3 separate regions of the Mus musculus genome follow, and regions 1 and 2 are each linked to region 3. The links are chromatin loops, found by intact Hi-C in ENCODE. Cell type or tissue: gastrocnemius. All regions are shown on one strand. Links, peaks and the distances in the headings refer to the core of each region. The heading gives the core; the rest is flanking DNA.

Region 1 (10,396 bases), core at 2,397-10,396, 1.2 Mb after region 3:
GTGTGAGGCTTGTGTGTGTTTTTTTATGTAAGGCTTTTATTATATTTTATTTCCTTTTATTCATTTATTTATCTGCCTCTCTTTCTCTTGCTGTCTCTGTTTCTGTCTTTCTGCACATGCCCGAGAGTATGTGCATGCATGCATGCATGTGTGTATGCATGTGTCCATGCATGTCCATGCACCAGGCTGTATATGCAGAAGTCAGAAGACAACTTATAAGATTTTGTTGTTGTTGTTGTTTTGTTTTCTTTCATCTTGTGGGTCCCAGGAATTGAGCTTGGGCCATCAGTTCTAGCAGCAGGTGCTTTTACTCACTGAACTATCTCACTGGCTCTTATGTAAACCTCATGATTGATGTTTAAACAAGGTTTTGATTGATGGAACTGGATGCTTTGCTGCTATTGATGCTAATTAGAATCCTGCTCTTTTACATTCTGCCCACGCCCTTCTGGCTCTATCGCTAGGCTGCTCGCTTGGCTTTAATTTTTTTAAATCACATTTATTTATTTTGTGTATATGCAAATATGCACATGCCACAGTAGCTATTTGGAGGCCAGAGAACAACTTTCAAGAGTCAGTTCATTCCTTCTTCCAACTAGGTGCTGTGGATTAAATGCAGGCTTAATGGTATATACCCTTTCCTGCAGAGCCCTCTCCCTCCTCCTCCCCTCCCCTTTCTCCTCTCCCTCTCCAGCTCCTTCTCCCTCTCTCTTGTCTTCCCTCTCCCTCCCCCGTCTCCCTTCTCCCTTCCCTTTCTCCCCTTCTTTCTCCCTCTCTACTGTTTGATTCAATGAGGAGGTCTGCTCCTTTGTGTTGCTCCTAAGAATTGCAACCTGAGGCTCACTGTGATGACAGGCTACAGTGATAACAGCAAAAGCATCAAGAAGGGGGCGGGTAAGAGCACCCGACTGCTCTTCCGAAGGTCTGGAGTTCAAATCCCAGCAACCACATGGTGGCTCACAACCATCCGTAATGAGATCTGACTCCCTCTTCTGGAGTGTCTGAGGACAGTTACAGTGTACTTACATATAATAAATAAATAAATCTTTAAAAAAAAGAGAACTGGTTGTTCTTCCAGAGGATCTAGGTTGAATTTCCAGAACCCACATTAGGATGCTCACAATAACTTCAGCTCCAGGGGGTCTGATGCGCTCTCCTGGCCTCCTCATGCATATGCATACACATATTAAAAATAAACCTTTAAAAAAAAAAAGAAGAAGGGGACTGAAGGGACCCAGAGAACAACCCTAGGGAAGAAACTGTGGTGAGCAGAGGCACCCAAAATGGTGAAGGACCATGGAAGGAGAGAAGGCAAGAGAAGCTGGCCAAGACTACAGAAGGTGGAAGGTCTTGAAGACCAAAAGTGGAAGATGGTATGCTCTGAGAGAGTTCCAGATTCCTTCTAAGTCGTAAGAACAGAGGACCCAGCATTCAAAGATCTGCAAGGGGCTACTACTGGCTCCAGTGGCCAGGACTGAGAATTATAACAGCAGCCACTGTTAGAGGCCAAGAGTGTCAACTCCTAAGACACAGGGACTAAAGGCTTAGCTGACACTAAGTGCTGCTAATGTGGGTGGCTGTAGAGAGATGGAAGTATGCCAGCAATGGTGTGCCAGACTCAGGTAACAAAGGCCCAAAGCAGGAAACATCTTCCTGAGTACTTGGAACTGTAAGTCTCCAGCTTCTGAGGCCATAAGTAACCACTGAGCTAACTCTCAGTCCCCAAACTTAGTGTTCATGAGCCGAAGTAACAAGCTTTCTGAAGCTGTTGTATCAATCCATCAACCTCTGGTACTCAGGGGTCTGGAGTGTCAAATCCTGCTCATAACTTCTGTCCAACTACAGCAAAAAGACTCAAGCCAACTGATTGGTAATAAATTATGTCAAGTAGTTTGTAATGGTGATGAAAGGCTGATGAAGAAGTGAAATGAAGCCGGTGTGATGGTACATGCCTTTAATCCCAGCACTCGGGAGGCAGAGGCAGGTGGATTTCTGAGTTCGAGGCCAGCCTGGTCTACAAAGTGAGCTCCAGGACAGCCAGGGCTATAGAGAGAAACTCTGTCTCAAAAAAAAAAAAAAAAAAAAAAAAAAAAAAAAAAAAAAAGTGAAATGAGAGATTTAGAACAAAGACACAGACTCAAGCCAATAGAAAGTCTTTATTAGCAGGTTGGCAACTACACTGGGCCTTTTACAGGGTAAGCTTTTAATTCCAACAAACAAACAAGCAATCAAACCCACATCCTGGGTGAACACACCTCAGTTAGCAAGCACAGTTAGCCAGAAGCAGAGCTGCAGAAGACAAGGTTAGTGCATTTAGAGACTTTCACAGAGCTATGGTCTTCGCTGGATTAGGCCTTTGTTCTTCTTTTGGCAGGTGGTGCTGGGTTCCAAGGCCTGAATGGTTTTTCCATTATGTTGTCAGTTATGCTAAGGTCTGGGGGCCTGTTACAGCATGACTGTCCTTTGAACCAAGCAAACTCTATCTTGGGGAGTTCAGTTATGCCCACTTATGGTATACAACTTTGCTCTCCTTGAACAAGGCCTCTGGAGGGGCTAGAGTATATAGCCTGGGGAATACTAGGGAATGGTGGGGGCTTGTTTCTGCTGGCTAAAGGCGATGACCTTTTTCAGCTATGACCTTTGTGAGTAGGCCCACACCTCTGTAAGTAACCTCTTAACTATTAAAGGAAGCCCAATAAAGTCATTGATTTATTTATACATTGGTCCCCAGTGTAAACTTTGGTAGAATCATGCCTCAATTTGTCATTGGAATTTCAGGTTGAGGTAAATTTTGTTTATATTTCCTACAGGGAAGTAATTTCAGCAACAAAAGAAATATATGAAGAGCTAGGCACGGTGGTGCATGCTTTTAATATCAGCATTAGGGAGGCAGACCGAGGCAGGTACCCTCTGTGAATTTGAGGCCAGCTTGACCTAAAGAGCAAGTTTCAAGCCAGCTGGAGCTACACACACACACACACACACACACACGGACTGATTTTCATCACGATATGATGCAGGCAATGTAGGCTCTTACTAGAACCTCCTTGTGTTGTTAAGCTTACTACTGAAACAAAATGCCTGAGATAATGAGTTTCAAAGGAGTAAATGATAAACAGCCACTGTGATAGGAAACTGCAAGGGAGAATGGGAGGGTTTAAGTGGGAATGGAGGCAGGAGGAGAGGAGGGATAGGGGAGGGGTAATCCAAATTGTATATATGTTTTATATATATATATATATATATATATATATATATATATATATATATATATATATGATGCAAAAAATAAATCAAGAAAATTATTTTTAAGTAAGGAGATGGTGGTGGTACATTAGTTAGCCCAATTTGATCTTTCCACAGTATTTAAAAATATCAAAATAATTCTGGGTTATATAATCCAGAATAGGGAGAATTATTGCCAATTAAAGCTAAAATTTGCCCTGCACAGTAGTGAACACATACAATCCCAGGACCAGGGAGGCCAAGGCAGGAAAATCTCAAGTTCTAAGCTAGCACGAGCTATCTAGGAGGTTCCAGGTAAGGATCTCTCTTGAAATGGATATGTGGATGAATGTACGAATGAATAAATACGTAATACTAATTAGAAAAAGAAAAACTGGCCACTCCTGTTCAAGTCACCGTCAGCCACAGTCGCAGCTGGACCTCGCTCCCCAACTTGGCAAAAATGCCTACAGAGATGGAGAGATGCATTGAGTCCCTGATTGCTGTCCTCCAAAAGTACAGCGGGAAGGATGGAAACGGCTCTCAACTCTCCAAAACTGAATTCCTTTCCTTCATGAACACGGAGCTGGCCGCCTTCACAAAGAACCAGAAGGACCCCGGTGTCCTTGACCGCATGATGAAGAAGCTGGACCTCAACTGTGATGGGCAGCTAGATTTCCAAGACTTTCTCAATCTCATTGGTGGCTTAGCTACAGCATGCCATGATTCTTTCCTCAGAACTTCCCAGAAGCGAATCTAATCCTCTCTGGTCCCTTCCAACCACCAAGTCATCACCTCCCCCGACCCCATCCACACCTGCACTGAGCACAGCACACCTACAGCAACATGTATCCCACGCCTGCTGGCAAAAATAAAACAATGCCATTTTTAAAAAGAGAAAAGAAAAAAGAGAAAAAGAAAAACTGGGTCAGTAAGACAATTTAGTCAGTGAAACTCTTGCAGGGGGAAAACTGAGATTTGAGTTAGAAATCCCAGGATCCCTGTACAGAAGGCGAGAAGTGACTGCCTGAAAGTGTGCTTTAGTATCCACGTACATGCCATGGCCACCACACACCCCTAAAAATAATGCCAAAACAACAACAAGAAGTTATGATCTAACACTCACCCCCAGAATAGCTGTAGCCATTTTGTTCCATGCCTGCCAGCTATTTCATAGTGTTGCTATAACATGCCTGCCAATCATTGACACATAGAAGTGACTGGGCTTAAAGCAACGACATCCTGACCACATACCCTGTTTTGTTCTGTATGAGGCTTGCTAATCTTAAGAAATTCTACAAAACTTTATGTAGGACCCATCAAATCAAAGGTCAATCTGAACTGTTATGTCTAAAATATCTTGAGTCAGAGCTGAGCAGTTGGCAGTCCTTCCTGCACCTATGTATGAGCTCGTGGTGGTTTTTGTGGCTGACACTGAAGAATGCTACTAATAAACCCAAAGTTAAGAGTATAACATGCATGCTCTGTTATCTCAATGCTCTGAAGTTTCCCTGTTCACCACCCTGCTTACTGTACTCAGGACCAAAGAGCTTTGCCTAGGAAGCCAACTGCTCGCCTCCTTGCCCTTTAAATGTCTGAAGCTGATTTTTCCTATAAAAAGTCTATCCTGAGAGCAGTCTAATACTACAGTTAAGCTTCTGAGTCCTTTTTGTTGTCCCAAACATTCAGTATGAAGATGTCTGTTCAATAAACTATTCTTACTTAAGATCAGTGTTTGTATGGTTTGGGAGGTGATTCTTGAACCCCAACACACACACACACACACACACACACACACACACACACACACACACACAAACACACACATACCCCTAAGAGCTCCATCATTTGCGTTCCTCCCAAGGCAATAGGGTTAACTAACAATCAACTGAAGTCCAAATAAACTCTCTCTCTCTCTCTCTCTCTCTCTCTCTCTCTCTCTCTAAGGTTTCTCAATGTAACCAGCCCTGGCTGTCCTGGACTCAGATTGTAGACCAGGTTGGCCTTGAACTCACAGAGATCCACCTGTCTCTGCCTCCTGAGTGCTGGGATTAAAGGTGTGCACCACCACCATACCCAGCTAACATTTTCTTTTCTTTTTTTTAAAGTAAATTGTCTTAAGGATTTTTGTCACAGGAAGTAAGCTTTAAAGTTGATATGAAAATTCAAATTTGATTAAGTCTTCTGTATTTTGTCCTTACAAAGTAGGTGGAGATGTGATTGTAGTGGCTTTGTTTATGATAGCAAAATCTGGAATTTATATAAACTCCAAGAGGGAACTGTGGGCAAATTGTGTATTAATTCAACAAAGTATTAGTGTTAATTCAACAGTGAAAATAGGAACTATGGCTGCAAATAGCAGCACAGATACATCTTGAATGTTTAAAAATATTTTGAAGAATATGAGTTGTAGATTGCAATTCTATTTTCATAAAATTAAAAATCAACTATAGCTGGGCGTGGTGGCAAACGCCTTTAATTCTGCACTTGGGAGGCAGAGGAAGGCGGATTTCTGAGTTCGAGGCCAGCCTGGTCTACAAAGTGAGTTCCAGGACAGCCAAGGCTATACAGAGAAACCCTGTCTCAAAAAAACAAAAAAAAACCCAAAACAAACCAAAAAACCCACTACAACTAAAATATATGTATACACACTGGACATCAACTTCTGGCCTCCACATGGGCCAGGAGGTGTGTTCATGAAAACACACACACACACACACACAAACAAACCATTACAAACAATAAAATAAATGCATCCATACAAGCACATCCCAGAATACCTTTTCTAAAGATTAGTGTGCCTTCAAAACAGAAATACAGTTCAAATACAGAATGCTAACCCGTAACAAGCCCCTGGGAGAAGCTAAAAAGTGGGATTTCTAGAGAGCTACTTTAGCCAAACAGTATATCAGACAGTGTGCTAGATTGTCAGAGGCAACAACGGTAGGAAACAGCAACTGCTGCCCAGAGTGGTTGCATATTACTTGGAGAGCCACAAATTAATCACTCAAGTAAGCATAGACTGTAGGGGATCTTGGCAATGAGGAAGAACCACGGGAGTTCCTTCCCTAACAAGTTCTCTTTAGATCATCTTCCCACGTGGAGGGAGGTTAGGGTGGTTGCTACTGTAGAGTCACTTTAAAGAAGACTGGCAGGCTAAGTGTAGTTTACATAAGTCAGGAGGCAATGAAGACCTCAAATCCTTTTGGGGGCTGTTAGTTGAGGCAGAGGCAGGCGGATTTCTGAGTTTTAGGCCAGCCTGATCTACAGAATGAGTTTCAGGACAGCCAGGGATATACAGAAAACCCTTTCTCGGAAAAAAAAAAAAAAAGAAGAAAGAAAGAAAGAGAGAGAGAGAGAGAGGGAGGGAGGGAGGGAGGGAGGGAGGGAGGGAGAGAGAGAGAGAGAGAGAGAGAGAGAGAGAGAGAGAGAGAGAGAGAGAGAGAGAGAGAGAAATCGAGTCTTCATGTCCTATTGATTAATAGTTAGCAGGCACTACTATTGTTTTATCTACCTACTTATCTAATTTGAAGGTCTTATTTATTTATTTATTTAGAGGGTCTCTCTATGTAGACCTGAAACTCGCTGCATACACCGGACAGGCTTGTAAATCACAGAAATCCTCCTGTCTCTGCCTCTCAAGCACTGAAATTAAAGGCGTGTATCACACCAAGTTCGGCTTCCTAGACTAAAATCACCTTGCATTTACGCACGCGCAAGAAGCGCCACAGGCGCCAGGTAAGACCCGGATGAAGGCGGGGCTTGAGGTCCCGGATAGTACGTCACGGAGTGCGCGTACGTGATGTGACGTGACTGGGGCGGTGCTACAGGGCCTTCTGGGCATTGGGGAAGCCGGGTCCGGGAGAGAGTGAGCATGGGGACTCCTGCGGGCGCCGGGACCCGTCCCACGGGCGCTGGAACTGTTGAAGGCGTGGGGATCCCTCCGGGCCTGCAGACTGACTACGAGACGCTGCTCAGCCGCTTCCAAGAGATGGACAGCGTGCGCTTCGAGGACTTCACGGAGCTCTGGCGCAGCATGAAGTTCGCGACCATCTTCTGGTGGGTGTGCCTCGTCCTCCTACCCTGTCTCTCCTGTGGGGAACGCAGCCTGCATCCCCGACCTCCGCCTTGGCGGTTTCCGTGGGTCGCCCTTGCACTCTGCTGGCTCGGCCCTCTGCATCTCCACCGCCTCCATCCGAGGCCAAACCTCCTCCAATCTTGATTGCCGAATGAATCCGCGGTTAGAAACAAAGTATTCCCACCGACACAGGGTCCTCTACGAACGAATTCATTTAGCATGCAACAACTGACGTTGCAAGTGCAGGTTTGAATCTCTGTGTATCGCCTTTAGTTGGATAAAGCCTAGATTCAAGCCAGTAGCTGCCTTTACCTCTGTCCCCAGCCTCATCTCCAGTGCCCACACCTTGCACTCACTCTCTTGGCTCGAGTTGCTTTTGGTACTCCACTGGCGTTTCCTAGCCTGGGAATTTTCCATCTCCTTTTGCTTGTCCACTTCGTCAGTCATTTTTGAACCCAAATGACAGTTCTTTAGGGAATTCTTTTGGCCTTCGGGACTAAGTGAGAGGCTCGAGTTCTGTCTACCCCCAGCACGAAGGGCTTATCTCACCGTCTAGAGTATATTTCATAATTAGAGACGCAGTCTTGGATAACGGTGAAGAGTGGAGATGATGGGTCTTGGGCATCAGGATTTGAATACAGCTCTCCAGTCCCCCTCCCCCAGATCTGAGACAACCCTTTTTGTCTGTAAACTAGATCATGATAGTGTGGGAATTAAATGAATCAATATATTAGCTGGTTCGACGTGTGAAATTAATGTTCAGAGTTATTACTACTCTTTGATTTCTCCCTTAGACTGAACTTAGTGAGAACAGCCATGTGATTAATGTGGTATTCCTTACTTGTTTTTGAGACTTGCCCTCATTGTGTGTAGCTTTGGCTGGCCTGAAACTTGCCGTTATACCAGACTGGCCTTGAGATCTGCCTGACTCTTCCTTCTAAGGTCAGGCATTCACCACCTTGCCCACGTTTGAATACGGTGTTTGTATTAATTACCATACCATATAAATTCTTGAAAAGGGTAAATGATTGAATGGAATCTTAATAGATCTTTTGTTGAATAAAATAGAACTTTTTATATTATTGATTTAGACTATTATGTAGATTGTCAGTTATTACAAATTAAGGTGTAAATTACTACAGGTGATGAAATTAACCTGCTCTGGGGCAGCACTCCTCTAAGCCCAGAATGTGGGGAGAATGCCCAGAATGTGGGGAGAATGCCCAGAATGTGGGGAGAATCAAGGCCAGGAGTACAAGGCCATCCTAGCTACAAAGAGAATTCTGCAGGAGACACTGTCTCAAAACCCCAAATAACAACAAAAATTATTTATTGTACAACTGATATTTTATGTAGCTAACTGTAATGGATTCATTATCTAATATACTTAACTTAGAGCTCTGAAAAGCTGGTATAAGTGTTCCATGTTTTAGAGATTAGAAAATTGAAGCTTATAGCCGGGCGTGGTGACGCACCCCTTTAATCCCAGCACTTGGGAGGCAGAGGCAGGCGGATTTCTGAGTTCGAGGCCAGCCTGGTCTACAGAGTGAGTTCCAGGACAGCCAGGGCTATACAGAAACCTTGTCTTGAAAAAAACAAAAACAAAAAAAATAAAAAGAAAGAAAATTGACACTTAGAGGAAGTTAATTTTATCAAGTGTGGTATCAGAGGCTTATTAATTAGAGCGATCAAGAGGCAGGAGAATTGCAAGTTTGAGGTCAGCTTGGGCTGGAAGATAGAGACCCCATCTTTAAAAAGAATCTAAATCTATTATGTCTTCCTGTTTCCTTTTAAAACTTAGTTTAAATTTATTTATTTATTTATTTATTTATTTATTTATTTATTTATTTGAGACAGGGTTTTACTATACAGTCCTGGCTGGCCTGGAAAGTACCATGGAGATGGATTAAAGGTGCCATCACCTTGCACAGCCTGTTGTCTTGTCTTTTCTGTTTTTAAAGTCTTTCACTGTACTAAAGAGGTTGGGGTAACTTTCCCTCCTTACCCCCCCCCCTCCCTTTTTCCTGATAGGGTCTTTCTGTGAAGCCCAGAGTGTCCTAGAACTGAGTATTCTAGGCTGGTCTCAAACTCACAGAGTTTCCCCTGCCTCTGCCTGCTGAGAGCTGGGATTAAAGGCGTATGCCACTGCAGCCCAGTTGGATTTTCTTTAGGAGTCATTTTGGTCTCCACACTACCTACCATAGGTCTTTTGTGTTCTTTTACTGTACTTATTATTTTTATTGTTTCCTCTTCCATTTGTAATGAGATGTAATAAATTATATTAACTAAGGTGCTTAGGTGTTTACCATTTTGTTTTGCTGTTATTAATATGAAAACCACAGCATATTTATAATTATATGATGTATTTTGAGGCATTTTAGCTAAGGTTGTATTTGAAGGTTGACTTTGTGACAGTCTGTACCTCTTGTCTCCAGAGTGCTGGGATTACAGTCTGGGCCACCACCCCCAAGTTCCTGTTTTGTTTTGAGACTGGATCTCTTGTAGCCCAGGCTGGCCTTGATCTCAGTATGTAGCCAAGGACAACCTTTTGACCTTTCTCTCTCTATTTTCCAATTGCTAGGGTCTCTGGAGTGTGCTGTTGTGTCTGGCTTTAAAAAACGGAGAACATTTTTAATCTGCCAATTTAAGGCCTGTCACAGAACACTCGGATGGTATGCTCAAAGTCGCTTTCACTGTTTCATCGCTCAGACTTCCTTTTGTGCTCTGATGAACGGGAAGATGGGTTAGGTAGTGTTAGCTCTCTCTGACTTTCACTTAAGGTTCCCATGGACAGAAAATGATGAAAATCCTGGAGACTACTGGGGAAATGTATAGTATAGATTAAAATACACAGAGTGTTGAGCCTGTAAGAGCATGGTTATTTCAATATTGAATGTTTTAAATACTCAATATGAGTTTGAAGCTTTTTCTATAGTCATCAGTTTGGCAGCAAGGCTGGTGTTTTGGTGGCAGTGTCATGGTTACCTGACAGTGTGTGGTGTCGAGGACAGTAGAAAATAAGTTCTTTTTGCTTGAGTCACAAGAGGGTCGGGTGTGGGTTCTCCGTCTAGTTCCTAGGGGCTGTTTACAGAA
Region 2 (10,879 bases), core at 1,668-9,667, 69 kb after region 3:
AGGTGAGCACTCCACTGAGCTAATCCCACCCCCCCTCCTCTTTTTCTTAAAAAAAAAAAATCTCAAGCTACAGTCATCATATACGGTGACAGGATGTGGGGCATAGCGGGTGTAGGGGAGATGGGGGAGGGAGAGAACCCACGTCCGGCCAGAGCTCCTGTGCTCTGGGCAGGTGGACGCGGGAGGACAGCTGGACGCTTTCCACTCGGCCCCGGGTGGGTATCTGACTGTGTGAAGTCACTGACCCCACTCGGCGGGGGGTGGACAAGGGGCAGCCCACAATACCAGGGGCCCCGGGGCGACACCCTCAGCCCCGGAGATACGGGAGAGAGGGCAGAGGGAGAGAGGTTCCCACAGAGGCGAGAGTCCTAAGTCCGGTCTGTGGCTGGAGCACAGGAAGGCCTTCCATCGGGAGATTAGAAACGGCTCATTAGAAGAAAGCCTATCCCGACGTCCAAGCACTGCAGGCTTGATGAACAACAGGAGACCAGTTTCTGAAAGATGCAGTTTTGAATTTTCAGGTGACTGTTAAGAGTTTCTTCAGAACTCTGTCAAGGTTTTCCCCTTCCTCTAATTGACAAACCGAGAGTCAGACAGTGTCCTCTAGAATAGCCCTCAACAACACTGAACGTCTTCATAACGGCCTTTTGTATCCTTCTGAATGAGAGGTACTGTCTTCATAAAGTCACTTGAATGGCTTTGATAGCCAGCAAGAGGCTTGCTCATGCCGGGAATCCAAGGATGAACGTGCATGTTACATAAAGAGGAAATCTTCCTCTAAGCTGAGCCTCCTAATTGGAGCACTAGATGCGCTGTTATGCAAGCAGACACTGCGATTAATAAGCTTTCTTGCATCTGTAACTCGTGGGTGACTGAACAGATAAGCCTCTTCTGTACTGTGAGACAGTTCAGTTGATTCAATAGACTCGGGTGATGTCATGAACATAAAAGTCATCTGAGCCTCAGGCTTTAGAGATTGACTGTCCCACCCAAAAATGACCTGGATTGCTTTCACAGCACTCCGAGGGGCCTGGCTGGAGGTCTGTGGCTTTGACACCTAGAAGAATTCCTCTCAAACTTTAAACTGTCTCACTCAGGAGTGGTGGCTCATACCTGCAATCCCTGTGCTTGGAAGGCTGAGGTGGGAGCAATACCTTGGGTTCAAGGTCAGCTTGAGCTACCTACTGAGTTCCAGGAGGCCAGTCTATGTTATAGACTGAGACCCTCTCTCTAAAATCGAAACAAAATTTAAAAACACAGGGGCTGCAGGGTGTCTAGAATGAGCCTCTGTTCCATTTGCTGTGTCTGAGCTATATAGGTCTGAGAGGCCACATTTCCTGAGGTCTCAGAATCGATGCTTGTGCAGTGTCTCCATGGGTCGCCCTGAGTAGCAAGGTCCTGGGTGATGTCAGATATCAGGCAGTTTAAAACGAGCGGTTCTAGCCGGGTGTGGTGGCGCACACCTTTAATCCCAGCACTTGGGGGGCAGAGGCAGGTGGATTTCTGAGTTCGAGGCCAGCCTGGTCTACAAAGTGAGTTCCAGGACAGCCAGGTATACAGAGAAACCCTGTCTCGAAAAAACCAAACAACCAAACAAACAAAAACAAAAACAAAAAACCCCAGAGGTTCCCTGATTAGGGAAAATGCTTACTTCTTCACATTAATGTTAATCAGAAGTTCAGGGTGTGTGGCTGAAGAAGAGAGACATGGCACATACTAATTAAAATCAAAACAAACCCTGAGTTAACAAATTCAGCTTTAAGCGGTGGAAGGAGCCTGCTTTCAAGTGTTCAGTTGTGTCCATGCTCTGCCAAGCTACAAGAAGAGAGTGAATTTATTTTATTTTATTTTATTTTATTATTTTTTTTTCCTCTAGTGATCTGCCCTTCGCGCGTTTGCCAGCAAGCACAAAGGCAGGAGGAAGCGATGCTTTAAATTCACATTATTTTAGCTGATATATCTGGAGCACGGTGATAAATTAATCATGACGGCCGGTCTGATTCACCATCGTACTGTAGCCCAATTTACACTTCGCATTTGCAGAACTGAAATGCGATGCATTAAAATGGTGCACACATCACAGATTTTTCTCTCCAGTGAACCCACGGAGGGAAGGGAGGAGCTTTGTGTCTGCTCCTGTAAGCACCTGCCTGTAGGCCCGGGCTCAGCCCCGCACCGGGAGCACCCAGGAGGCCGAGAGAGAAAGCACGCTGCGGGAAGCCTGCTTGCAACTGAGCGTCCTTTAAAACTGTCTTCTTGGCGGAATGGCCAAGGCCGGCTTGTTCACAGAGGAGGGGGCGCGGGGTGGTGTTACTAAACATAACAGATGGCAGCTGTCTGCAGCTATATAGGGCGCGCTGACAAATCCTCCTGGACGGCGGCGCGGCGCGGGGCTGCCGGGCGTGGGTGTCGCCTGCGGGGCTCAGGGCAGCGGTGGCTGGCTCCGGAGATCGCCAGGGCCAAGAAAGGAAGGGCGCGGTCTCTCCAAGGTCACCGCCTCGCTGCACCTGCGCCCCGATCTGGTCGGATGTGGCCGTGGGCTCCTGGGGACAGGTGATACCCCTTGGCAAATAGGTATCCACTACAGGAGGGCGTGGTGGTTAAGTGCCCAGTTCATGGCCACTCGGGAGGAAGCCTCACCTGGCCTGTGTGCTGGTGCTGTGTGAAATGAATGAATTTCCTACCATTTCCGGAATTTTTCGAGACACAGATCAAGAATCGGTAACTGTTCCAAGGCTTATTTTTTCTAGGATTCTGAGATTCTTGCAGATAGTGAAATTTTACAAAGTATAACGGGAGTTACTTTCAGAGCTATACATTTTAACATTTATTTTACATAACAGGAATGTTGAAATATCATACAAGTAAATAATACTGGGCAGCCTCTTGGCTGACAGGCTGTCGGGTTTGGCTTGGCAGGTGAGCCAAAAGAAAATTGAAGGCTCTGAGCCGGATCTAACAATACGTTGCTGTCATTATCGAGCTGCAAAGAGCATCAGAGACATAGGACAGGCATCAAGGTGCCACACTGCTATCTTGCAAATGATGGGAGCTGTCCAAAGAGAGGAACAGAGATTGCTGCCATCTGTGCGAAGGTTCTAGGTGTGTGACACGCTCTTCACGGAGCACTCCCTGCTGGCGGCATGACTGAGGGCGGGCAAGAGTCTCCTCTCAGCTCCTCGTCATCTGAAGAATGATGAGCACCACAGTCTATGCATCCTGCCACCTGTAACACGCCCCCTCCCCATTAAGTCCTCGCTACCTCCTTACCATCTTTGACTCCCAATGACATATTGAAATGACTTCCTTGTCTTTGCCATGGGATCTGAGAAACCTGTCCACTGATTCTCATAGAATAAAATTCTGCACATCGGATTCCCTTGCTTTGGGCTTGACAGCAAGCAGTTCACTGAGGCACCCTGGCTAAGTATTTCACCAGGTACTTGTTGAAGGGTGCTTGGGAAAGAGAGCCACAATGAATAAGCACACTCTCACAAGCCAAACCGTTGTTTGCTTTTTTTTTTTTTTCTTTCTTTTTTTTTTTTTTTTTTTTGTCCAGACAGTGTCTCACTAAGTAGCTCTGGCTGTACTGAAAATCACTTTGTAGACCAGGCTAGCCTCAAACTCACAGAGTCCTGGCTGTCTCTATCTCCTCAGTACTGAGATTAAAGGCCTGTGACGTAAAATAATACTTGAGTCAACTCTGTCATGAGCCTGTATGCTTTATAATATGGTATAAATATATACTTTAGAATCATATATTTATATATTTCTTTAATCTTTGTTATGCATAAAAAACACTGACTTTTAAAAATCCTTTTTACCATTGTTAAAGTTATGCCTGCAGTTACTCAGGAGTATACAGGTGAACTTCAAATATTTAAATAGTTAAGCATATTTTTAAGTGTGTGCAAAATATAGTTTATCAAACTAGTGTTGATAAAAATAACAGGATACAAACATGTTTTAAATTTTTATTTATGTACTTTTTTTTTCAGAGACAGAGACTCTTGTAGCACAGGCTAGCCTTGAGCTTCCTGTATAGCTGGTGATTGCCTTGAATGCTTGATCTTCCTGCCTCTATTTCCCAAATGGTGGAGTTATATGTGTGTGCCACCATGCCAGACTCAAACACATTTTGAAAAAGTAAATTATTGAAAAAAATGTAGAGTTGACATTATAGCAGTCAGATACAGTAAAATTAACATACATGGTAAAGAATAAAGTTTAAGTCGGAGATTCCTACAGGATATAGGCAGACCAGAAAAGGCAACTGCTGGACTTTCTGTAGGACTCTACAGAAAAGTCCTTCAAACCCCCCTGTCAAACATTTCAATAGCGTCCACCAGCAGACAGGCACATGGGCACAAGGAAAAAAGACATAAGACATATACCTTTCTAGGATTCAGAAAAAAGTCACAGTGCATTTTGGCAGCAGAACACTTTCTGGGTCACAAGGCACCTGTTTTTAATGCGGTCATGGCTTTGACCTTCCAAGGTCATGGGCATCAAAAGCATGCCAGGTGCCCTTTAGTTATTACTCCTGTAGAAAATCCCAGGATCGAAAGATCTACGTGAAGCACTCCATATAAATCATTAAGGAAGCTTGTTGCCCACCCTATGGCATCCATAACGCTCTATCTCCAAGAAACCCACTGAGCAGAATATCAACGTTTTAAAAAATATTGATGTGTGCGTGTGTGTTGTTGTTGTTGTTGTTGTTGTTGTGGGGTAAGTGTGTGAGTGTGTGTGTGTGAGTGTGTGAGTGTGTGTGTGTGTGTGTGTGTGTGTGTGTGTGTGTGTGTGTCTGTATGGGAATGAGAGAGCAACCTGTGGAGAGACTGTTTTCCTGCCTTTATGTGGACCCCAGGGATCCAGCTCAGGCCACAGGCTTGTGGAGCATGAGCCATGCTACTGACCCCAGGCCCTCAAATTTTATAGCGGACTTATTAATATACTTTTGGAGAAAAAAAGGAACAAAGTAATTATCTACTGTTTCTCAGGAGGGCTTCCAATGGCTTCGGCAGAATGGGCGCTGTTGCTTGCCCCTGGTGAGCCAGTTTCTCCTCTTCTCCGGTCTTTGTCAATCCCTCTCCTCTGTCTGGCCTCTATATAACATTCCCTCATTCAGGAACCACAACTGCCTCACTTACTACGGAGACCCAGGAAGGAAAAAGGCAGTGAGTACTCGCCTAAGACCCACACCAGATTGGCACTGCCCATGTTAGAACTTCTGGGGCAGTCGAAAGGTGCTTTGGATGAGTGCCGATGGCTTGTTTCCCCAGTAGGGGGCAGCATAGCTCCCTGGTCACTCCAGATGCCAGATACTGGGGACTTATGGAAAGTTCCAAGATGGTGTAGAGAGGCAGAACCATCTCAGGAGCTGCCCAACTGTGGGAGGCCGAGGAAGCCTTGAGTGAAAGTGTATTACCAACACAAGCGTGGCCACATCAAGGACCCGATGTCTCAGAGCCTTAGGAATGGCAAAGCCTTCTCTTGGTCCAAGTAGGAGTGTGGGACTGAACCATTGACGTTTGGAAAAAGACCGGTGCATAGACAATGTAGAGCACAGCTTCCTCTTCCTGTGTTAGCCTGAACCTGCTCCTCTGCATGGACCTCCCATACTTCCTCCTGGTGCTGTACAAGTAAACATGCTGGCTTGCATGGCGGGTGCCCTCCCTCAGAGTGATCCCAGCCAGCTCTTCTGTATGTGTGAATGACAGCATTCATTCCTGAGTCACCTAGGTCAGATCGCCACACTGCAAGCCTCACACTCCCATAGCTGTGGGAGTTGGACACAATGTCCAATTGTCCGCAGGCTCACTGACACGGGGCGTGGCTATCTTCTGGCTACATTACGTTCTGCTTCGCTTCCTTCGGTGCTCTTTCTTGTCACCTCTGTTCATGTAGACTTTGATTGTCTTACACTCAACTCCTGGAGAAAGTACAGACAGGCTGTGGCAGTCAAAGGGTGCTTTGAATGAGGGCCAATGGCTTATTTTCCCAGTAGGGGGCAGCATAGCTCCCTGGCATCTTGAGACTCAACTGTCGCAGGGTGGGGCTTGAAGTCAGGGGATCTGAGTTTGAAAGCCATTTCCACACATAGACCTTTGTGAAGAGTCAGCACTTTGCTTCAGTTTCTGATTTGAAAATTACATACTAATAAGACAGAAAGACCATCCAATGTGAAGGTATTTCAAAGTACTTAGCAACCACTGAGCCATCAGATGGCTCAAGTAGAACGAGGTACTTTCTTCCAAGCCTGTTGATCTGAGTTCGATTCCCTGGGGGACTTGGGAAGACGACAGAGAAAAAAACGGAACTGACTCCTGCATTGAAAGATTAGACAGCTTTTAATATGACATTGCCATAGGATAGTCTTATTAGGTCCAAAATATATATTTCAAACCATGAAACAATCCAAATGTTTAGTTTTGACCCAAAAATATTTAAGAGAATTTCCTATGACAACAGAGCACTCCATGTTTCTCTCTTAGCACATACCTGAAGGAAAACAGACCCTGTCCTATGTTGCCCTGCTCCCAAGTCTTCCTGGTTGTAGTTGCCTTCCAGGAAGACTGACTGGAAAAGCAGGCACTGGCTGCTCTCTCCCCTATGGACTCTAGGTCTTACTGTTTGTGTGTAGGATGGATGTGACTATAGGTCATAAAACTAGAAGGCAGACCTCTACAAAGAAGGGCGGGAAAGGAGATGGAAGAAGAGGGCAATAAAATATGTGTGATATGGAAGAAGAATGGGGCACTGGTGGAGATGACCCATTGCTTTGTTTGCATGCTGACTTGAAAACAAACAAAAACCCCCAAACCCCAAACCCCACACAGCTATTCATACTGTCAAGTATTTTTAAAGCTGTCTTTAACTTGTGGTAGACCAGTACAGAGGATTTCACTTCAGCTTCCACTCTAGTTCTATCTAACCGTGCCAGTGAGGTGATCTGTGTAGATCCCACCTTGCTCAGGTGTGAGGGGGTCATCTGGGAGCTTCCACAGTACTCCCTACAATTTGGTCTTATTTATGGCTGGCTACTTCCTGGCTGGCTGCTTCCAAACTCCAGGTGGGCAGGATAACACCTTTTGCACAGGAAATTTCTCTGCCCTTATGTGGATCAGTAAACATAGAGAGCTCTAGGAACCTCTCCACGCTCACCCTCAGCCTTTCCTATGAAAATTCCCACTCCTCTTCCTCCGGCCATTCACCCTGCTTGAGTCCTTCTAGGTGTGTGTGTGTGTGTGTGTGTGTGTGTGTGTGTGTGTGTGTTACCAGGAATTGAACCTGGGGCCTCACGTTTTCTAGGCAAGTTCCATACCACTGAGCCACTGAGCCACTGAGCCACTGAGCCACTGAGTCACTGGCTCAGCCCCACTCTGAATGCACCCTATTCTTCTTTCAGATCTCATAGCTTTCCACCGAGGAATCTTCCTGAACCCCATGTGATAGCTTCTTGTCTCATAAACTCTCTAACTTTCCCTGTAGTACTTTAGGGCATGTCTTTGATCAGTGGTTTGTTCCTTTGGAAGATAGAATCCCATAAGGGTGGCAACTCTATGAAAACCAAACCAAACCAACCAAACAAAATGGAACAGCACGTGCTGATGTCCAGCAAAATCTGGACAATTTGCCGGCCAGACCCCACACTGGGGGAGTGACTATGGCTTAGTTCTACTTCCCAGATACTCTGTGTCATAGAGACAGGCAGAAAAAGCCACACCAGCAGGGTATTTCCTGTTGACCCAAGCCCTTTCTGACTAACACAGTGGCACAACAGCTCTGAGCTGTTTTGCATCCACCAATGCAATTGATAAGTGTGTCCCCCAGACAGATGAGACGTCAGCTACTGAGTCACGGTGTGCTGATGCAGCCTCCGATGACACCTACAGCATGGTGCACTTACAAAGGCCTGGGATGGCAACTTGAACTAAGAGGGAAGGCTCCTGTCTCCCAATATAAAGTATATAGAGTCATTGAGGAAGACATTAGCAGCTTTGTAAAAGGCACAGAGCTGTAGTGTCCAGCAGAGAGCAGAGAAGGGAGCAGATATCCCCCCACTGTCTCTAGGAAGGGACAGGATGGGCTGAGCCCAAGCTGCTCTGCCTTCACACATATCCATCATCACCCAGGGTGACAGTGTGCAGCAAGCCAAGCCAGCATGTGACAGCGCCATCACTTCTATGTGGAGCAGTTGGTGAGTTTCTAACTGAGCTCCTCACTCACTTGTGACATTGGACAGTTCCCTCACATAAACCTCAGGGTTTTTTGTTTTTGTTTGTTTGTTTGTTTGTTTGTTTCACCTGTAATATTGAGGTGAGGCTAATAGCTACTTCATGGGCTGCCATAATTGGATGCGTTAAAGTTTTACACGTATAGCACAAGGATATGACATGATAGACACGTAATAGGCTCTCAGTAAACATTTGCTGTTGGGGCTGACCGGCTGATCAGGAATCACAATATATTTTCTCAGAAAGTGAGCTTGTTGTTTAGACTGGAGTAACAAACAGTAGCAAAGCCTTTTGACAGGGCCGCTTGTTTCTGTCTTCAAACAGGTGTGTCCAGTCTTCTGACAATGTAACACGATGTTGCAGTGCTCGATACCCTGCCATCCAGATTTAAAACAGACAAACCAACCACCCAAAACAACATCTCTCTGTAAGCTTAGGATTTTGAGTTGGGGATTTTCCAGTTTTCCTGGGGTATACTGGGCTGCACATCACATTGTGGCTCTGTCAAGCTGTTCTCTCCAAACACATGACAAACACCATTAATGTCAGATGTCCTACCTCGGGAGGAATTACTAACAGTTTTCAGCTGTCCAGAGAGGTATAGAATATGTTATGATTATTTATAAGTGGGTTTCACCATAATAAATAATTCAATTCACTCTCTATGTTTAGTGACGTATAAACCAAGTGAAAAACCCTTCTCCCCTTAAGAACTGCTAGGGGGTGGGGAGTCACCAGCTTAGAGAAGCGGGGTAAAGTGTCATGACCTGCATGACATTGGGATTGATCTGACTGGGGTGAGAGGGATGGAGGAAGGACAGACGCACATACAGAAGAGCTGAGATGACCTGTGTGCTCAGATGGAGACCCACCAATAGCCTGGAAGCTCCACACACTTGTTACATGCAGTCCTATGAGAAGAAGCATCAACTAATCTCAGCAGGGAGTCCCTACAGGGAGCAGCCGTCTCAGGCTGTGCTCATCCAGAAGGAAGCTGTAGTTGACACTCTCTGCACACAATGTTACCGTCTGTGGTCCATCAGAGGAAAGCCTTGCCGCTCTTCTGAGCCATTCCAATGGTGAATGTGATGCCAACACAAGTTTACATATCAGAAGAACTTACGGATGGCTCAGCAGTAAAGGTATTTGCTACACAAGCCTATGACCCAAGTTTATGGAATGTACATAAAAGACAAAGGAGAAAACTGAGTACACACACACACACACACACACACACACACACATACACACATACACACACACACACTGTTTTAAATTGTGGGATGAAATTAAACTGATAATTTTGATAGAAGTTTCTTATTGGTATGTATTAGGCACTATTAGGAAGTGTGGCCTTGTTGGAGGAAGTGTGTCACTGTGGGAGCTGGGCTTTGAGATCTCCTATGCTCAAGCGATACCCAAGGTGGCAGACAGTCGCTTGTCACTTCCTGTGGATCAAGATTGTAGAACTCTCAGTTCCTTCTCCAGCACCATGTCTGCCTGCATGCTGCCATGGTTCTTGCCATGATAATAATGAACTAAACCTCTGAAAGTGTAAGCCAGCCCCAATTAAATGTTTTTCTTGATAAGAGTTGCTGTGGTCAAGGTGTCTCTTCACAGCAATAAAACCCAAACTCAAACTCAGTGCAAACAAGGAGACTGAAACATCCTACATAGGAAAGCCTGTCACGGTGGCTCCAGCTGAATGCTACCAAACCTTTAAGTTAGGATACCAACACTCTTCAGAATGTTCCACAAAATAGAAACACAATGCTAAACTTACTCTACAAAGCCAGCATTACTCTGATACCAAATCCACGTAAGACATAACATAAAAAAGAAAACTATAGATAAATTTCCCCGATGAATGTAGACAGAAACGCTCTCAAGGGCCAAGCATTCAAACACATGAGTCTATGGGGGGTCAGACCTATTCAAACCAACACACTATGAGTCTTTTTAAGTTGCTAATGCCTTTTGGTTTAACTTTGGTAGGTCAGAGGTATCTGGAAATGTATATGTTTCTTCCAGATTCTCCAGCTTTCAAAATATTCCCTAACTACCCTCTGGATTTTACTAGAATCTGCTAAACAGCTTTAATTTTAAAATTTGGGTCTTCTCTTTTGGTTAAATGTTTGTAAATTTTACTTTTTGTTTGTTTGTTTTTCTTCAAAGAGCCAATTTTTTCCCCTTGATTGGCTCTCATTGGTTTTTGTTTTATCTCCATTTTATTAATTTTCACCCTGGCCTTCATTATTTCTTTCCATCTACTGCTCTGGGGTTTGGCTTGTTCCATCGTGTTCTTGCCAAAACCTGGTTTGGACAGACTTAAGGAGTTTTTGCCAACTTGGAAGGAGTAACACATTATCACAAATTTTCCTTTTCATTCTGTTATTTTGAGATAATATATTCTTCTCATTGTTAGACTTCTCCTCTACAGCCTGTTGCTTCAAGCAACAGTCCCCATCATAAGACATCCACCCTCTAAAAGCATCACCGCTCACCTTTAAGTTTATAATTCCCTCAGAATTTTCATTTAGATGTAGATTTGGGGATGTTTTCCTATTTGGTGAACAGTTGAAAGTGAAAGCTCAGGGGTTGGAGAGATGACTCAGCAGGTAAAATCATCAACTAGAGCA
Region 3 (10,879 bases), core at 1,701-9,700:
TTTTTAAAGCATTAGCCTATTTCAGCGGAATATATGCTTTTTCTTTGTATTATATCAGAATCTCTCTTAAACTTCTATTCCTGCGAATTTGGTTGTAAGGGTTAAGCTGGTGACTGAAAAGCTGGGAAGGCACACCCAACCAATGGGAACTCATACTGGTGATGTACTGCTTTCCAGCTCTGATTCATTGGCTGCCTAGGGTTTGTCATTCTATCCCGGCGTCGGCAAGCAGCGTGGGTCGGGTTTTCTGTGGTCGAGCTAGCTAAACTGGATTTTGGCCGCCTGCACGTGCAGTTACCTTTTGCTCATCTCTAGCTCTCCGTGAAAGCAGCTGTCACGTTTCTGATTATCCTCTAGATTTTGAAAAACCCTCGGTTCCATTAGCCCCACTGGAGGTCTTTGGAGGTGCCCGTTGAGCCCGAATCACGTGACCCCGTAACGTGCACATAAATACAATTCGGAATCCCTGCAGGGACTCGGGGACAACCCGCGAGAAGCTCTAGCTAGGCACGTGTCCCAAGGCGTGAACGGTTTGCACACGCACGTCTGCGGTATGGCCGCGGCACTCGTGTGCGCCTCGTGGGGTCGAAGGGGCAGGCTGAGTCCCCTGTGCCGGGCGCTAACCGAGACTGCACCTGGAGACCGGCGTCCGTAGGCAGGTGTAAGAGTCGGGTGCGGACGACGACGACAGCCGGGTTTGGAGAGGCCCTCTGCGCCCTAGCGCGAAGGCCGCGCGCCTGGCTCGCACCCAGGACGTCCACGCTCCCTAGGGATCGGCCCGCGGCAGCGACCTGAGGAGCAGCGCAGGGCAGTGACGTCACCGCCGCCCCTCCCCCGCCCAAGCCGCAGTTCCGGCCCTCCCACATCCGGGTCTCTCCAGCCCATGGGCCGCGCCGCAGCTGCAGGGCCGGGGGTGGGGGAAACGGCGGCGCGGGGCGGGGCGGGGCCGGGCGAGGGGCAGCGGTGTCGAGAGCGCGCGTGCGCGGGGCCGCGCTAGAGGCGGCGGCGGTGGCGGCGCTAGGGGCGGGAGCGCGCGCAGGAGCTAGAACGCCGTGGTCTCCGCGCCGGCCGGGTCCGCAGCTCGGGATCGGGTGGCTGGGGCGGGGGGAGGGGGGCCCAGGCAGGTGGGGCGGAAAGCGATGAGTCCTCGGCGCCTCCTCCGCCTCCCGCGGGCCCCGCTCTCTGCCTCCCGCTCCGACGCCCGGATGATCTGAGCCGCGAGGGCTCCGAGAGCCGGGGGCCCGGACCCAGCCCGGCTCCTCCCCTCCTCCGCCCGGGCCCGGCCGCCGTCGCGGGACCCCGTGCCCGGCCGCCGTCGCCACCGCCGCCCCGGCCGACCGAGGGACCCGCCCGCCCGCGGCTGCTCCGGGTAAGCGCGGCGCGAGGGCGAGGAAGAGGGCGAGGGCGGGCGGGCGGAGGGCCTGTGCGGCGGCGGCCAGGCCTGGGGCCTGTAAACAAGCCGGGCGTCTGCCCGGGCGATCCCGGGAGGAGACGCGACAACTCCACCCCCTGGGCGGCCTCCTCCCCGAGCCCGCGCCGGGTGGCGAGGGGTTAACACGCGGCGGGGGCGGAGGCGGGGTGTGTGCGGCGGCTGGGAGGGGGCGCGACCCTCGGCCGGGCGGGGCGGACACTGGCGGCCGCGGAACTTTCGGGGAGCCTGCAGCGGGGTCTCCCCTTGAAGCAGATCAGCCCGTGAGTTCACTGGATTTGGAGACTCACCCGCTGGGTTGAAAGTGAGGCCCCCAACTCAGTAGTGATGCCTCCATTTCATTCATTATTCCGGCTTGGAGCAAACCCATTGAAGTAAACTACAGGTTTTGCATCATTTTGGCCTGATATATTGGAGGAAAGTTCTTTATGTTAGAGTTTAGTTTAGGCTTGGCTCCCTTCTGCTTGTAGGTTGTAAACACACTCGGATCCCCTTCTTGAAAGACAGCTGGCTGTGGAGAGCCTTCTGCCAACTGGAGTTTTAGATCTTTTGCAAATTTCATCATCCAAAGTGTTTTTCTCTTTTCTCAAACACTACACGATACTTAGAAATCCACAAAGGTCAGAGTCTAAGCAATCTACGATGCCGCCCCCACCCCAAGTTTCCTGATAGTTGGAATAATGCTCCTGGTATATTTTTAACCGCGCGGTTAGAGTATAAGGAGATTGGCATTGTTTGAGAAGAATAAATGATTTTGACGTTACGAAAATGAGTAGTTTTCCACGGTTCAGAGAAAAAAACAAAAACAATCTTTTTAAACCCTGGCTTTCAGATTTCAAACATGACTACTACTGGATGGAGGAGAAGCCTGCTGAAGAATCATAGAACTTAAATGATTGTTTTCTGGGCCTTAGGATTTTAGGGTTTCTGAGGGCTCACTACATAGTGCTTGGTTCTCACCTCCCTTTAACCTTTTCTGTATTCTGGGCCTTTGCCAAAGATTATTTCTGTAGTTACAGATGAGGAAACTAAGGACCAGAAAGATAGTGAGCACACACCCACATACTTATCTTCAATACCGCCTTTATTGCCTTAATGTCTGCTTGACTGTTTAATAATTTGAAGCACAAAGCAGATCATCTTCCCAGTGCTACAGTTCTGGGCTGCATTTTTGTGTGTGTGTGTGTTTGTTTGTTTTGCATTGCTGGGGATAGATTTAGCTCGGGGCCTCTTGAATGGTGCAAGACCAAGTTCTCCTCACTTGTCTTGTATATACCTGATTGAACAGTCAGCTATGTTGGGATGACTGCTTTTAACCTAGAAGCTTACAGCAGTAATACCTTGAAATTATAATGAACTATATGTGCAAGTTTCTTCAAACATTTGTATTAATACTAAACACTTTTACATCTGGGGAGTAATTATGTTGGTGGTATCAAATATTAAGATGGATAATGTTTTATATTAGTTGTAATACATGTTTGAAAAATAGTAAAATTGGCCACTGGAAGCATCAAGTTGCTTCTTGCAGGGTTTGTGTCCCTATTTTTCACATGGAATGAATGACTACATTTCAGTATGAAGGGCTGTAGTGACCAGCCATAATTATAGTATAACCTGTTGTAAGGAATGGTGCTCTGCCAGAAATGTGCTCGAAAATATCTGTGCCCAGGGACAAGGCATTTGACCCTTTGAGCTTTGGAATCAGTAATGCCAAGGGGTAGATTACATCATCACATGTATATTTATTATTATTCTTTTGCCATTCTGTGACTGTTGAACATACCTTTAACAACTACATACCTGATAGACCTGCTACTTAGATGTTTTACCATTTTGAAGTTGTTTTTCTTTCTGGGCTCTGTTCTATTGAGTTTGTGGCCCGGCTTTAGGGAACCTTCCTGTAGTGGCCTTCACTGATCTTTCTTTCTCTTGCCATTGGGAAGCCTAGAAGATGTCCTGGGACATCTTTGGGGACAGCATGCACCTGAGACAGCATGTTTGAAGAAGCTGGGGTCCTCAGTGGTTGGATATGATGAGCATTATAAGAATACATTGTGAGCTTCTTTGTGTCTATGTGTCCGTGTGTCTGTGTATTTTGGTTCAAGCCAAGTGTTGTTGATCTTGTCTTAACTTAAACTTTTGTTTGGAAATTCACCTAATATCTAGTTGTCATCTTCCCCACCCCCCTACCAAAATGTATAGCATCCTCTTTTGTTGCCTTGTAAATATTGCTAAGTGCTTACTAAATGTCTGCATCTTTCTAATTTTTTCAAACCTCACCTTGGCTGTTTACTTTATGGCCAGTAGAATGTATTGCTGTTCTTAGTCTATACTGATACAAAAATAATTCTGATATATATTTGATGTTCCTTTCAAACAATCATCTATTGTCTGAGTAGTACCCGTGAGTGCTTTTCATCTTTAATCAAATTAAAAGACAGTTTAAAAAAAAAAAAACCGGGCTCAAGGGGAGTTGACACAGTTAAACTAAGCCTTGGCCCTGTGACATATGCAGGATGGCCCTCAGGAGAGCAGAAGCACAAATGTGCGGCTGTTAGATTTCCTGTATTGTTGTCATGCTTGCCCTGTCTTCAGGTAACACAAATACTTATCAATTCAGTGGCCTCATGGGTTACTTTGTTGTTTTTAGCAAGAATGTATGTATTTTTTGGCATGTTATAAACCATTCTCATTTAAGAAGCTTGGATTAATGTATAAAGAAAGGCTGACTATATTCTTTATTTTTTCTTTCTTCATGCTTTCTAATGTTTCATGTTCTGCATATTATATGACATCTAAAATTATTCATTTATCTATTTATTTATTTTGAGTTTTTTCGAGACAGGGTTTCTCTGTGTAGCCTGGAACTCACTTTGTAGACCAGGCTGGCCTCAAACTCAGAAAACCACCTGCCTCTGCCTCCTGAGTGCTGGGATTAAAGGTGTGCGCCACCATGCCCAGCTCTATTTATTTTTTGGGACAGGGTCTTACTACATAGCCTTGGCTGGCTTAGGATTCGCTATGTAGACAGGCTGGCCTTAAGCTCACAGAGATCCATCTTGTCTTGATGCTTGTCTCCCAGTACTGGGATCGAAGGCACATGCCACCACACTCAGCTATAAGTAACACCTTTTTGCTTCATTATGTGTTTACAGAATGAATGAATGAATGAATGAATGAATAAAAAAATATATATAATGATTGTAATCTTTATATTGCCTGTCTGAATACTACCAAGGCAAGAAGAGCCAGAGAAAGTATTGAGTGTGATAAGCTCTATCTACCTTTACATAAACATTTTTTTTATGTATACAAGCATACTGTAGCTGTCCTCAGACACACCAGAAGAGGGCATCAGATCCCATTACAGATGGCTGTGGTTGCTGGGAATTGAACTCTTGACCCACAAGAGCGAGCAGTTAACTGCTGAACTCTCTCTCCAGCTCATGACTTGACAAATGTTACAAGAAACTAAGAAGTGCAAATTTATATATGTTGAAAAACCTGGCTACGAACATTTGTTGTTTTTTTTTTTTCTTTTTTCTTTTTCTTTTTTTTTTTCAGTAAAGAACTGAGATTTGATTTCCAGCATATTATGGCTCATAACCATCAGTTCTAGTTCCAGGAAATCTGATGCCTTCTGATCTCCGCAAGCTGTGGTAATATAGGCACACATGTAGGCAAATACATACATACATATAAAACACAAGCTGTGGTATGTAGACACACATGTAGGCAAATACATAGATACATACATACATACATACATACATACAAAATAAAAAGGTAAATTGGACTGTAGATACTGTGTTCTTAATATCAATATTTTTTTTAAGGTTTCACTTTGTTTTTTATTTTAAGATTTATTTATTATACACTGTATAATTTATTGTATACTGTAGCTGTCTTCAGACACTCCAGAGGAGAGCGCCAGATCTTGTTACGGATGGTTGTGAGCCGCCATGTGGTTGCTGGGATTTGAACTCAGGACCTTCAGAAGAGCAGAAGCGCTCTTAACCCCTAAGCCAACTCTCCAGCCCAATATCAATATTTTAAGCACTGAGTGAGTGATAAGGAAGGAACTCCAGTTTTCATAATCATTAATTTTTTTATTTGCAACCCATTGATTTAAGTGTATTTGTTATTAATATTTAGGATCTGAATTAAAATTCATTAGTTTTTGTGGCAGGTAATAATTTGAAAATCATGACACATTATTTTATTTATCTTCAGGATAAAAAAGGGAAGTAATAAATTATTACGTACACCGCAATGGTGGTGCATTCCTTTACAGGCAGATCTCTGTTAGTTCAAGGCCATCCTCATCTACAGAGTTCCAGGACAGACAAGGCTACACAGAGAAACCTTGTCTCGAAAAAGACAAAAGGCCCCTATCCTTTATTGACTCTGTATTTGTGTAAAGCTTTCATTTTTTCACAACAGCCTTCTGAAATAGGTGATGATCCTTTCTCTGACAATTAGTTTTCCACCTCTCGCTTCAATCAACCTAGAGTTAAACTTTTTAAAAATTGCCTATGTTTCTAAACATTTATAGACTTTCTTGTATTTATTCTCTAAACCATATAGTTTAATTTACACAGTATTTCTATTATATTTGATATTAAAGTGATCTAAAGGTGATTTGAAGTGTGCAGTGGGTGAGATAGGTTACGTACAGCAGCTACACTATTTTAAATGAGAGACATGTGGAATCATACACAAATCCCTTGTTAGCAGCCATTGGATAGCTATATATGGGCTTAGTGAACCTAAATGACATTGCAGAATCATGTCAATAGATTTAAAAATAGTCTTTAAAAGGTCCTGAGTGGATTGTTTCAATTAAAAGAGCCTTGTTCCTGGAACCAGAATTTTAAAAGCTCACTGTTAGGGTTTCTGAAATGTAGCGTTCTGCCGTCGAAATGCATGCCTGTAAGTGTACACAGTTGTCTTCATCTGCAAGAATCTGTAGAGGTTCTGCCTCCCAGCCCCATGCTCCTAAAAATAAGACCCAGACTCAAAATATATTTACAGGTATCTTGGCCATATAGCTAGGTTCTACTCAGGCTAGATCATAACTAAAATACCCATTTATTTAATCTACCTTCTGTTATGTGGCTGCTTACCTGTGCTCAGGTACCATGCCTTCCATCTCTTCACAGCTTCTCAGGTCAATCTCAAGCACCTGGATCTATCCCAGAATTCTTTCTGTCTCCCAGATGTCCCACCTGCCTGCCTAAGCTATAAGGTCATAGGTTTTTTTAACTGACAGGTGATGCATCCATACAGTATACAAGGTTTTCCTTGTGTATTGAAGGGATATACAAGAATCCCTTCAGAAAGGATTATGATGATGCTTTTCCCCCCATTTCTAGGGCTTTAGAAGTTAAATCAAAAAAATTTGCCTTGGCTCACCACCTTTGAGATTGAGGTGTAGAGCTTATATTCATAAATGGTTGAGGGCCTTAGTGTAGAACCTGAGGACCTGAGTAGATGAGACCAATGCAGCCTCAGAGGAGGATCCATAAAGAAGTATAACACAACTATCCCTCAAAAGCTAGAGCTCAGCCCCCGCTTTCCTACATACAGGAGGTAGTCTTGGCTAATTTACTTGATTTCTCAGTTTTCCTTACCTGTCACATGGAAATGTCTCTTATGTGAGTGTCTTAAAGATTTGGTAGAAAAATTATATCAAGACATGTATTGGGCATGGTGGCCCACACAGCATGTGATGTGATCTCTTGAGTTTCATGCCAACCTGGTCTATATAGGGAGCTCAAGGCCTGCCAAGGCTACATACTTAGCAAGACCTTGTCTCAAAAAGAGGGGTGGGCCACTTGACATTTTCCATCAAAAGGAAAGTACCAAATAAATGGTAGCTATTGTTACTAAGTTTATGGGATCTTAAGATACTTGGGGGTTTGGGGTATGCTGGAGAGATGGCTCAGAGATTAAAAGCACTGACAGCTCTTCCAAAGGTCCTGAGTTCAATTCCCAGCAATCACATAGTGGGTCACAACCATCTGTAATGGGAACCAATGCCCTTTTCTGGTGTGTCTGAAGACAGCTACAGTGTATTCATATACATAAGATAAAATTAAAAAAAAACTACTTGGGGGAAATACTGACCAATAGTGAGTAAAAAATTGAGAACAGGTAAAGACTTGGTATATAAAGTTTGCATATGCACAGAATGAAAGTCAATCAAGACAAAGATTAAGTATGAGCATTTACTTGGCTTTCTGGAGTTGGAAGGGTCACGCCTCGGTTTGGAGTTGGTGATTAAGCAATAGTAGGTGGTAAACTTGGTGATAAAGAAGAGCAGTAATAGAGCAAAGGTGAGACGGGCCAGTAAGTAGGGAAGAGTTGACCTGGTATTTCGTAGAGCTAAATTTCATGGTTAGAAAAGAAGAATAAAGAAACCACATTATTCTACTGTTTTTACAAACTTGCCTTTGTAATGGATATTACGTTTCGTGCTTGTTCTGGGTTGTTGAAGGCTTACTACCTCTATCTACAGAGAGCAGTTCCAGTGCTCTACATGGAACTCTCCCATCCTGCACCCTGGAATTGGCCATAGTTCCCTCCCTTTAAATCAAAGCTCATTTTCAGTGGCATACCTGCATTTTTATGATTTGAAATCATGTATTTTACTTCTAGGCATGTATGCTAATTATGCTTAATTCTGAAAGAGGAAGTACAACAACTACTTCCTGAGGCCTACCACAGTGCTTATGGATAGTGGACACGAAGGTATTTGGTAAGGATAAGCACACTGTACCTGGCAGTGGGCATTAACTGCTGTGGGATAGCGGACATTTGTGTAAGTGTGAGGTTATACACATCTGAAATGGAGCAAGAGTGTTCCCTTGGTGTGGAGCTTAGGTTGGCTGGTTGTGGGCTCCACTCTTACTTCTTATCTTTTGGCTTTGAGGGTTAATAGGATATTTATAATCACATTTCTTTTCAGAGTAGCTGACATTGCAAATATTATTATTTCATAGTTATTCTTGTAATCATAGGGGAATTATGTAGTCACAGGAATTTGACAGTGCATTAATTAAAGAAGAGCTACCAACAAATTTAATCTGAACCAGATTGCTAATATCTACCTAGTCTGTTCATATACACCTCTAAGGTAGACTTTATAGCTGATCCCAAAATACTTAAGCTATTTCTAGTATTTAGAAAATAAGTTAATATTCTGTTACTAGATTTTAAGTGGATAATTTCTTGTAACTAGTTACTTAAATTCTTGGACTATAATGCTAGTGAGGTCAGAGCCATGAATTGGATCTTCATGTGCCTCTTTCTTTCCTGACCTTGACGAGGACTGTAACAACAAGCATTTTATATAACAGGTACTAGTACCTGAAGATATTTAAATTGTCTTCAAAACTTTGCAACATTCCTATCAGTTAGATAGCATTATTAGTTATATCCTAACAAATGAGAAAATTGAGACAGATTTACAGCTGGTAAATCCAAATGCATGTTCTGGGACTTTTGAAAGTAATTCTAAATGCAAATCAATGCCTTTCTTTTTCTTTTTCTTTTTCTTTTTTTTTTTTTTTCAAACTCTCTATTGATTCATCATATCATACACGCCAGGGAGTTCATCTCCCTGTCTCCTCATGTCTGCCTTTCATCTTTGCAACCTTCACCCAAAATTAAAACACACACACAAAGCATAGAGAATATGTCATTGTGGAGCTTGTAGTATGTCACAGTGTGTCCCCCAATGTGCAACATGTTCGTCACAGTGAGTGTTTGGTCTGACTTAGATCTCTGGCTTCTGTAACACCATCCATGGTGTATCCTCACCTAGACTCCTCCAGATCATTCTTTGCTGCCCTATGTCATGAGGTCCTGCAGCTTTAGGAAGCAGAACTGGCCCTTACACGCATCCCAACCATTCACAGATGATAAGATGTTGGGATGGGTCGACTCAGAGCCCTGGATCTGGGCCTAGGTGGCAGCTGAGCTGATTGGCACACCTGCTGTCCCTTATCCACACCAAACAGGGTGAGCTCTCCAGTACTACTCTAGCTAGGCCACCTAATACTATAGTCAGCAGGAGGCAGAGCTAGCTCCACTGTGCTGCCTAGTCAAGGCATGAGGTGCACTCTTCCAAGGCCCACTCTTCCAAGTGTTGCAGCCTGTGAGGTGGGACAGCTCTCCCATGCTCATACCCTGGGCTCATCTACATCTTCATAAGTGTCCGCTCTACTGTGTTGCCCAAGCGAGGTGCAGGGTCAGCTCTCTCAAATCATTGTGAGGAGCATTTGGGGGGAGGGCATCACCGCCACACCCATGCAGATAAGTGGTGAAGTCAGCTCTCCTGTGCCCTTGGGGTTTCTCCACCAGGGCTAGCTCTACTGATTGTACTTCTGTTGCTGTTGCTGACAGTCTAGTGGTGGTAGTGACATTTTAGTCTTTGTATACAAAGGGCATGACTTCAGTTCTATTGTATCCAGAGTGTGACTCTTGTAGTGAGTTGGAATCTAATGGCAGTGTATAAAGCATGTGAAAAACATATCTACTTACGTTTCCTTTAGAACTTTTCACCAGGCAGAGTTATATATATATATATATATATATATATATATATATATATATATATGTGTGTGTGTGTGTGTGTGTGTGTGTGTGTGCGCGCGCGCACACACACACACACAATTCTGGGGCTATGGTACAAAAGAAAGTCCTTGGAAACTGGGGCCTTGCTTCACTTACTGGAAATAGTTTCTCAGTGTGTGCCTATTTAATTGTTTCATTCTCTTTTGGTTTCTGATCACATGACAATAAATTAAATGTGAGCCAGAAATATGTCAGACTATGAGAAAGTATAGGTCATGTGCACTTCAGTTTAAATTTAGACTGGTACTTTGCATTTATCTGTCATCTCCAGCAGAGATGGGGGAAATCATTTTTACCCTTGCTATGTATATTTTAATTATTTTAGTGAATGTATGAAGTATATGTTCTGTTTCAAAGACTAACATAATTGATTACCAGCTTTGAATTCTTGGTGCTGCTTTCTGTAGTATGACTGGTAGAAACTTTCATCAGAGTTGTTATTACATCTATAGGATATGGTTTGCCTTCCATTGTTAACAGAATTCAGAAGCGAAAAATAAGGAAACCATAACTATGTATTTTGTCTTGTTCTTGTTTTCTGTGCAAAAATGTCAGAACTTGCCAGGCTTTAGAAAAGCATCTTTGCAGCCCCCAGAATTGGGGAGTGGAGAGGGGGGAGGGAGAGGAGTGCCCTGCCCTGGCTTGGAATATATTAGAGCCTTCCCACTGAGGTACAGAAGGCATGGATGTCTTCCAAGTGCTAGCAGCCTTTCCATGGTCAGTCCACAGCTTAGCCTATGTGAGACAGCTCTGTGATGTGTCTGCAAACATGATTCCTGTGCTGTGGGTCATTCAGCATGTATCCAG

The links. Peaks named below come from ENCODE experiments on the same cell type or tissue, not always from the same donor. Only the 100,000 strongest peaks of a DNase experiment are listed, where the experiment ranks them.
Region 1: a loop joins it to region 3, with 4 times the contacts of the local background. A loop is called at or near these places in 3 of 42 quality-filtered maps.
Region 2: a loop joins it to region 3, with 2.3 times the contacts of the local background. A loop is called at or near these places in 9 of 42 quality-filtered maps.

Annotation. Positions count from the first base shown.
Region 1 is chr12:73,957,463-73,967,858 of GRCm38, forward strand. It overlaps Snapc1 (small nuclear RNA activating complex, polypeptide 1), which reads left to right and starts at 7,035. Exons shown (of 10, transcript NM_178392.5): 1 at 7,035-7,284. The coding sequence starts at 7,100. It also overlaps the pseudogene S100a11-ps. In gastrocnemius, for the core only: no CTCF peak of the experiment used is centred there; a DNase peak (open chromatin) is centred at 6,997; H3K4me3 peaks cover 1,621 bases; H3K27ac peaks cover 1,249 bases.
Region 2 is chr12:72,829,681-72,840,559 of GRCm38, forward strand. It overlaps Gm40441 (a long non-coding RNA gene), which reads right to left. Exons shown (of 3, transcript XR_872820.2): 3 at 6,255-6,329. Among named protein-coding and RNA genes, the nearest start is that of Gm40441, 9.3 kb to the right of the region's middle. In gastrocnemius, for the core only: CTCF peaks have their summits at 5,293 (motif pointing right) and 6,006 (motif pointing right); DNase peaks (open chromatin) are centred at 2,326, 3,049 and 5,285; H3K4me3 peaks cover 987 bases; H3K27ac peaks cover 841 bases.
Region 3 is chr12:72,760,263-72,771,141 of GRCm38, forward strand. Ppm1a (protein phosphatase 1A, magnesium dependent, alpha isoform) reads left to right here and starts at 949. Exons shown (of 6, transcript NM_008910.3): 1 at 949-1,369. In gastrocnemius, for the core only: a CTCF peak has its summit at 4,780 (motif pointing right); a DNase peak (open chromatin) is centred at 9,409; H3K4me3 peaks cover 1,820 bases; H3K27ac peaks cover 2,173 bases.